Regions from separate parts of the Homo sapiens genome. Here all the other regions are linked to region 3. A link is an interaction called in ENCODE POLR2A ChIA-PET data of the cell type or tissue named here. Cell type or tissue: B cell. All regions are shown on one strand. Region 1 has its middle 15 kb from the start of HCG27. Region 2 overlaps LY6G6F-LY6G6D (LY6G6F-LY6G6D readthrough). Region 3 holds the start of TNF (tumor necrosis factor).

What was found. Peaks named below come from ENCODE experiments on the same cell type or tissue, not always from the same donor. Only the 100,000 strongest peaks of a DNase experiment are listed, where the experiment ranks them.
Region 1: POLR2A ChIA-PET joins it to region 3 with 10 read pairs; 2 of 35 experiments call an interaction of 5 or more read pairs at or near these places.
Region 2: POLR2A ChIA-PET joins it to region 3 with 13 read pairs; 6 of 35 experiments call an interaction of 5 or more read pairs at or near these places.

What each region holds. Positions count from the first base shown.
Region 1 is chr6:31,211,870-31,214,369 of GRCh38, reverse strand. No RefSeq gene overlaps it. Among named protein-coding and RNA genes, the nearest start is that of HCG27, 15 kb to the right of the region's middle. RefSeq lists a silencer at 1,717-1,902 and an enhancer at 2,404-2,500. In B cell, no CTCF peak of the experiment used is centred here; no DNase peak of the experiment used is centred here.
Region 2 is chr6:31,711,191-31,713,690 of GRCh38, reverse strand. All of the region lies in intron 4 of LY6G6F-LY6G6D (LY6G6F-LY6G6D readthrough), which reads right to left. It also overlaps the pseudogene LY6G6E. Among named protein-coding and RNA genes, the nearest start is that of LY6G6D, 2.9 kb to the left of the region's middle. RefSeq lists an enhancer at 1-393. In B cell, CTCF peaks have their summits at 1,028 and 1,228 (motif pointing left); a DNase peak (open chromatin) is centred at 1,210.
Region 3 is chr6:31,574,251-31,576,750 of GRCh38, reverse strand. It overlaps LTA (lymphotoxin alpha), which reads right to left. Exons shown (of 4, transcript NM_000595.4): 4 at 2,427-2,500. TNF (tumor necrosis factor) reads right to left here and starts at 1,186. Exons shown (of 4, transcript NM_000594.4): 1 at 824-1,186; 2 at 172-217. The coding sequence starts at 1,009. In B cell, no CTCF peak of the experiment used is centred here; DNase peaks (open chromatin) are centred at 250, 1,230, 1,870 and 2,360; H3K4me3 peaks cover 1,838 bases; H3K27ac peaks cover 2,500 bases.

The sequences.
Region 1 (2,500 bases), 360 kb after region 3:
ATGTGGATGTCCAGTTTTTCCAGTGCCATTTATTGAAAAGACAGTCTTTTCTCCACTGTATTGTCTTTGCTCCTTTATCTGTATTTACGTGGGTCTATTTCTTGGTTCTCTATTCTGTTTCATTGATCTATTTGTCTATTCTTTTGCCAATACAACACTGTCTTTTTTAAATTAAATTATTTTGGTTGACAAATAAAAGTTATATTTGGGTGTATAGCATCATGTTTTCATATACGTATACATTGTAAAATGGCTAAAGCAAGCCATTAACATATACATTACCTCACATACTTTTTGTGGTAATAATGCTTCAAATAATTTATCTTATAATTTTGAAATATACAATATGTGGTTACTAAGTTTAATCACCATAAAGTACAATAGATCTCTTAAACTTATTCTTCCTATCTAATTGAAATTTTGTGTTGGTCGGGCATGATGGCTCATGCCTGTAATCCCAGCACTTTGGGAGGCCGAGGCGGGTGGATCACTTGAGGTCAGGAGTTCGAGACCAGACTGGTCAACATGGTGAAACTAAAAATACAAAAATTAGCTGGATGTGGTGTCACATGCATATAGTCCCAGCTACTTGGGAGGTTGAGGCACAAGAATCACTTGAACCCGAGTGATTCAGAGACTGCAATGAGCCAAGATCATGCCACTGCACTCCAGACTGGGTGACAGAGAGAGACTCTTGTCTTTTTTTTTTTTTTTTTTTTTTTTTTTTGGTAGAGTCTCTCTCTGTTGCCCAGGCTGGAGTTCAGTGGTTCAGTGGTGCAATCTCAGCTCACTGCAACTTCCACCTCCCGGGTTCAAGCAATTCTCCTGTCTCAGCCTCCCGAGTAGCTGGGACTACAGGCGCATGCCACGACACCCGGCTAATTTCTTTTGTATTTTAGTAGAGACAGGGTTTCACCATGTTGCCCAGGCTAGTCTCTAACTCCTGAGCTCAGGCAATTTGCCTGCCTCGGCCTCCCAAAGTGCTAGGATTACAGGCTTGAGCCACTGCGCCCAGCCGAGACTCTGTCTTTAAAAAAAAAAAAAGAAAGAAAGAAAAGAAATTTTGTGTCATTTGCTTACCCCTCCCCAATCCTCCCACCTCCCAGCCTCTGACAACTACCGGTTTACTCACCATGTATATGAGTTTGGCTTTTTTTACATTCCACATATATGTGAGATCATGTTTGTCTTTTTGCGCCTGGCTTATTTCACTTAACATAATGTCTTCTAGGTTCATTCATGTTGTTGACTGAATAGTATCCCACTGTGTATATATACCACATTTTCTTTATACATTCATCCATTAATGGATACTTAGGTTGATTCCATATCTTGGCTCTTGAGAATAACACTGCAGCCAGGTGTGGTGGCTCGCACATGGAATCCAGCTACTCAGGAGGCTGAGGCAAGATGACCACTTAAGGCCAGGATTCTGAGACCAAGCTGGGCAATGCAGTGACACCCTAACTCTAAAGAAAGAAGAAAGAATAATGCTGCAATGAACATGGAAGTGCAGACATCTCTTTGACACACAGATTTTATATCCTTTGAATATATATTCAGTGGTAGGATTGCTGGATCATATGGTAGTTCTATATTTTAATTTTTTGAGGAACCTTCATACTCCTTCCAGCAATGACTATACCAATTATCTGTCTGGATTACTGCAGTTTTATAGAAAGTCTTGAAGTCAGGTGTGGCAGTACTTTGACTTTGTTTTCCTTCTATATTGTGCTGGCTAGGCCTTTTGCCTCTCCATATAAACCTTTTTTGTTTGTTTGTTTTTTGTTTTTTTGAGACAGAGTTTCGCTCCTGTTGCCCAGGCTGGAGTGCAATCTCAGCTCACTGCAACCTCCACCTCCTGGGTTCAAGCGATTCTCCTGCCTCAGCCTCCCAAGTAGCTGGGATTACAGGCACCCGCCACCACACCCAGCTAATTTTTGTATTTTTAGTAGAGACGGGGTTTCACCATGTTGGCGAGGCTGGTCTTGAACTCCTGACCTCAGGTCATCTGCCCACCTCGGCCTCCCAAAGTGCTGGGATTACAGGCATGAGCCACTGTGCCCGGCCTCTCCATATAAATTTTTAAATCAGCTTGTGAGTATACACAAAATAACGTCCTGGGGTTTTGACTGGGATTGCATTGATTCTATAGATCAGGTTGGGAAGAAATGACATATTAACAATATTGAGTCTTCCTGGTCTTGCATCCCACGTTCAAGCTATTCTCCTGCCTCAGCCTCCCGAGTAGCTGAGATTACAGGTGCCCACCACTACGCCTGGCTAATTTTTTGTATTTTTAGTAGAGATGGGGTTTCACCATGTTGACCAGGCTGGTCTCGAATTCCTGACCTTGTGATTCGCCTGCCTCAGCCTCCCAAAGTGCTGGGATTACAGGCGTGAGCCACCATGCCCAGTTCTTTTGTAGCATTTCAAGATGTTCCAGGCTTATCTTGTATTTTTCCTACTTCACCCCTAGAATCAGCTATTTTTCTAAGGA
Region 2 (2,500 bases), 140 kb before region 3:
TGAGGGCTGGGGAGGAGAGGGGTGTGGGTGCTGGAAGAGGCCAAGAAGAGAGCTGGGGGAGTGGGGGACTTCAGGGAGACCAGCCACTGGGAAGGCCAGCCTGATGAGGTGGGAAAGGAAGAGTTTCCTTTCAAGGCATTTGAGAATAACTGTCTCCCCCTTGCTGCATCTTTGATCCGCCCCTGTCTCCCCTATCCCTTATTTCACGTGTTGCTTCTGTGCTGGGCCCTTTGGTCAATGTCAATTTCTATTTTCCTATCTGTCTCTGGTGCCATTTACTTAACTTTTTCACTGACCCCCTCAACTTCCCTGCTGCTGGGTCTGGCTTTTTGTCTCACTCTTTTTATGTTGGTCTCTGATTCTTGTGGCTTCTGTTCATGTCTGCGCATCTCTCAATCCCTGTACCCCTCTTGCCTCCATCTCTGTTTCTTTTCCTGCATCGTCTCCCTCTTTTTTTTTGAGACAGAGTCTCGTTCTGTCACCCAGGCTGGAGTGCAGTGGCATGATCTCGGCTCACTGCAACCTCAGCCACCCAGATTCAAGAGATTCTCCTGCCTCAGCCTCCCAAGTAGCTGGGACTAGAGGCATGTGCCACCATGCCCGGCTAATTTTTTGTATTTTTAGTAGAGACGGGGTTTCACTGTGTTAGCCAGGATGGTCTCAATCTTCTGACCTCATGATCAGCCCGCCTCGGCCTCCCAACGTGCTGGGATTACAGGCGTGAGCCACTGCGCCCAGCTATTTTTTCTACTTCTGTCAGCTTTCCTCCCTTATTCCACAGCTTTCCTCTCTCTGCTTCATGTGTCACCTCTCTCTGTGATCCCTCTCCGGATCTGGCCTCTGCCTGCCCCACAGGGAGGGTTTGCCTCTCCTGCTCTCCTAATCTCTGCTGCCTCAACAGGTCTCACCATGTCCCCTGCCCGGGGAAGGCTCCGCTGCTACATCTGTGGCTTCACCAAACCCTGCCACCCTGTTCCCACCGAGTGTCGGGACGATGAAGCTTGTGGCATCAGTATTGGCACTTCAGGTAGGACTCTGGTCCAATGGCCCTTCTCCAGGAGGCTCCCTACCTCCATCCATCCGGCCTTTCCTGTGGCCCCCGCCTCAGCATGCCTCTTTCATCCCACAGACCAGAGTGAGATCACTGAGTGAAAAAGCTGCCTCTCAAGGGCCCAGTGCCCTCTGCCAGGCTATGCCACCTACTGGCTGCACTCCTACACTCTGTGGCACCACTGCTGCGAGCAGGACCTGTGCAACATAGCCGCTTCCCCACAGCAGCTCACCAGCCTCCTCGCCTCCCTGCCCCTCTTTGTGGCCAGCTTCGCTGGGAGAGGACACCTCCTCCACTAGCTTCCGTGGATCTGCAGCCCCCAACCCAGGATACCCCCCGCCATCACTGCGGCCCTGGAAACACCTGCACAGACACTTTGAGACATGCCCGAGAACCTAATTTTGTACAGAGACCCCAGATCTCTCAGCAGACCCCTCACAGACCCCTCACAAGGCCTGGGGAGGCACCTGCCCAGAGTCCAACCTCATAAAGAACACCTATTCTGCGTCTTTTGTCTTTTCTAGATGCCCATTGCTGATGCCCCGTGTCAGCCCAGGTCACTGGCAAGGCAGGCATTTTGATGACACTGTGGATCTCAGGCAAGGGGATCAAAGGAGCATCAGGTATGGTAAGGAGGAGAGTCTTGCTAGGAAAGACTAATGTGGTAGGTCGGGAACTCAGGATGGAGGGCTTGGGGGACTATGAAGAGTACCTTTAATAAAAGGTCTATCTAGGAGTCCAGTAATACTGCAGATACTGCAGTGTGTGTGTGTGTGTGTGTGTGTGTGTGTGTGTGTGTCTGTGTGTGTGTGCTCTAAGAGCAAACTGTAGCTGCTTGGTGGGTTGGGCTGGAGCTGGAACCTGGACCACGGCACTCCCCTCATTCTCCATCTGTGTCATTTTCGTCCTTTTTCTTGCCAATGGCTTAGTTTAAGCCCCTGCAGCCTGAAGCCTTTAGGTGAGACTTCTGAGAAAGCTTTTTTCCAGTAAGGCCCAAGCTTGAGCAGAGACACAAAAGGGCACCCAGTGGAGCTGCTTGTGAGGGTGTGGCTGGAGCTCAGCTCATTTCTGCCTGAGACTAGGGAATGGCCAAGTTGGGAGCATCAATATCCTCCCTCGCTTCACCAGCCCAGACTCGCCCATGGTTCACAGACATCCCAGCATGGCCCCGGCCCAATAAATAACATACCCCCACTGGGCCTGCCAGCCTGAGTAGACACTCCCTCTGCCCCCGAGAAATAGGGTGTGACCTCAGGGCAGCAGGAAGGAAGTGCCAGAGTGGCGATAGCTGCTCACATGCTCTGAATGCCCCGGTAAGGCGCCACAGGGAAGAGTGTGTGCCTAGGATAAGGAAGGATAAGGAGGGGGCCCCGGGTGGGAGCTGAGCACAGGCATCTCTATCCTGACTCAGTTCCCTCCCCTTGCATGTGAGGAAGTCTGGGGTTGATT
Region 3 (2,500 bases):
AAAGAAAAAGCTGAGACCCTTAAACTTCCTAGAAAATACCCCCCTACTTTCACCTCCATCCATCCTCCCCCAAGACCAAAACTTTAAATTTCCCCCACTGCTTCCATACCGGTACTAACCCTACCCCCAAACCCAAACCCAGAATTAGGAAAGAGGTTTGGAGACACTTACTGACTGCCTGGGCCAGAGGGCTGATTAGAGAGAGGTCCCTGGGGAACTGTTGGGGAGAAGGAGAATGGTTAACATCGAGGGAGTCACCCTTAAAGGAGGAACAGCTGGCTGCCTGTCTGGCCTGCGCTCTTAGCCCTGAGGTGTCTGGTTTTCTCTCTCCATTCATCTGTGTATTCACCTTCCAGGCATTCAACAGCTCTTTCCCTGAGTGTCTTCTGTGTGCCAGACACCCTATCTTCTTCTCTCCTTATCTCCCCCATCTCTCTCCTTAGCTGTCATATTTCCCGCTCTTTCTGTCTCACCATCTTTATTCATATCACTTGTTTCTTCCCCCATCTCTCTTCTCACACCCCACATCTGTCTCCATATCTTATTTATATATCTGCTTGTTCATTCATTCATTCATTCATTCACTCCATACACACTTAGTGAGCACCTTCCATGTGCCAGACATCCTGTCTCTCCATCTTTCTCTCTCTCTCTTCCCCATCTCTTGCCACATCTCTTTCTGCATCCCCGTCTTTCTCCACGTTTTTTTCTCTCCATCCCTCCCTATCAGCGCACATCTTTCACCCATCCCATCTCTCTCCCTCTCTTGCGTCTCCATTTCCCCTTGGGTGGGAGAGTGGATGAAGGCTGGCCAGGCACTCACCTCTTCCCTCTGGGGGCCGATCACTCCAAAGTGCAGCAGGCAGAAGAGCGTGGTGGCGCCTGCCACGATCAGGAAGGAGAAGAGGCTGAGGAACAAGCACCGCCTGGAGCCCTGGGGCCCCCCTGTCTTCTTGGGGAGCGCCTCCTCGGCCAGCTCCACGTCCCGGATCATGCTTTCAGTGCTCATGGTGTCCTTTCCAGGGGAGAGAGGGTGGAGCCGTGGGTCAGTATGTGAGAGGAAGAGAACCTGCCTGGCAGCTTGTCAGGGGATGTGGCGTCTGAGGGTTGTTTTCAGGGGGGGTCTGTAGTTGCTTCTCTCCCTCTTAGCTGGTCCTCTGCTGTCCTTGCTGAGGGAGCGTCTGCTGGCTGGGTGTGCCAACAACTGCCTTTATATGTCCCTGGGGCGAGAGGAGGGCGGGGAAAGAATCATTCAACCAGCGGAAAACTTCCTTGGTGGAGAAACCCATGAGCTCATCTGGAGGAAGCGGTAGTGGGCCCTGCACCTTCTGTCTCGGTTTCTTCTCCATCGCGGGGGCGGGGATTTGGAAAGTTGGGGACACACAAGCATCAAGGATACCCCTCACACTCCCCATCCTCCCTGCTCCGATTCCGAGGGGGGTCTTCTGGGCCACTGACTGATTTGTGTGTAGGACCCTGGAGGCTGAACCCCGTCCCCATGCCCCTCAAAACCTATTGCCTCCATTTCTTTTGGGGACCAGGTCTGTGGTCTGTTTCCTTCTAACTTCCAGACAGGATGCAGGAAAAAGATAGAACTAGAACTGGGAGGGGCTTCAGAAAGCTGAGTCCTTGAGGGAGAGAAAACGGGGTTGGAGGGAAAAGCTGTGTTGAGTCCTGAGGCCTGTGTTTGGGTCCCTGCGGGGAGAAGGAGCTGGGGGCTTGGTGGCAGGCTTGAGGCCTCAGGAAAGGCTGGGTGGGGGTAGCAGGGACAAGCCTGGGACAGCCCCGGGGAGTGAAATCACCCCCGGGAATTCACAGACCCCACTGGGGCAGGCCTTCTTCTTTCATTCTGACCCGGAGACTCATAATGCTGGTTTCAGTCTTGGCTTCCAAGGAACTCTGGGGTCCCTGATTTTTTTCATGAAGCTCTCACTTCTCAGGGCCCCAGTGTGTGGCCATATCTTCTTAAACGTCCCCTGTATTCCATACCTGGAGGTCCTGGAGGCTCTTTCACTCCCTGGGGCCCTCTACATGGCCCTGTCTTCGTTAAGGGGGGGTCCCCATACTCGACTTCCATAGCCCTGGACATTCTCCTACCCATTGCTGTGGTCACATCTCCCCAGAGGTCTCCTGTAACCCATTCCTCAGAGCCGCTACATGTGGCCATATCTCCCAGGAGCTCCCTGACCCCCGCCCCTCCAGACCCTGACTTTTCCTTCATCTTCTCAGCTTCTCCTTTGCTTCCCCTGCAGCAGTCTGGCGGCCTCACCTGGTGAGTCCATCACATATCCCTGAAGCTCTCTGAGCCCTTATCCTTTTGTTCTCCCCACAGCTCTTGCTCCCTTTGAGCCCTCTGTCCCTCCCTCCATTCCTTAGATAGACTGGGAAGTTCTCACTCCCAGACACACACACACAAGCAGACAGCATTTCAGAGAAAAGAGGTTTATTGGGCTTCATCGAGGGTGCAGATGCCTCCGTGTGGGGCTCTGGTCGGCAGCTG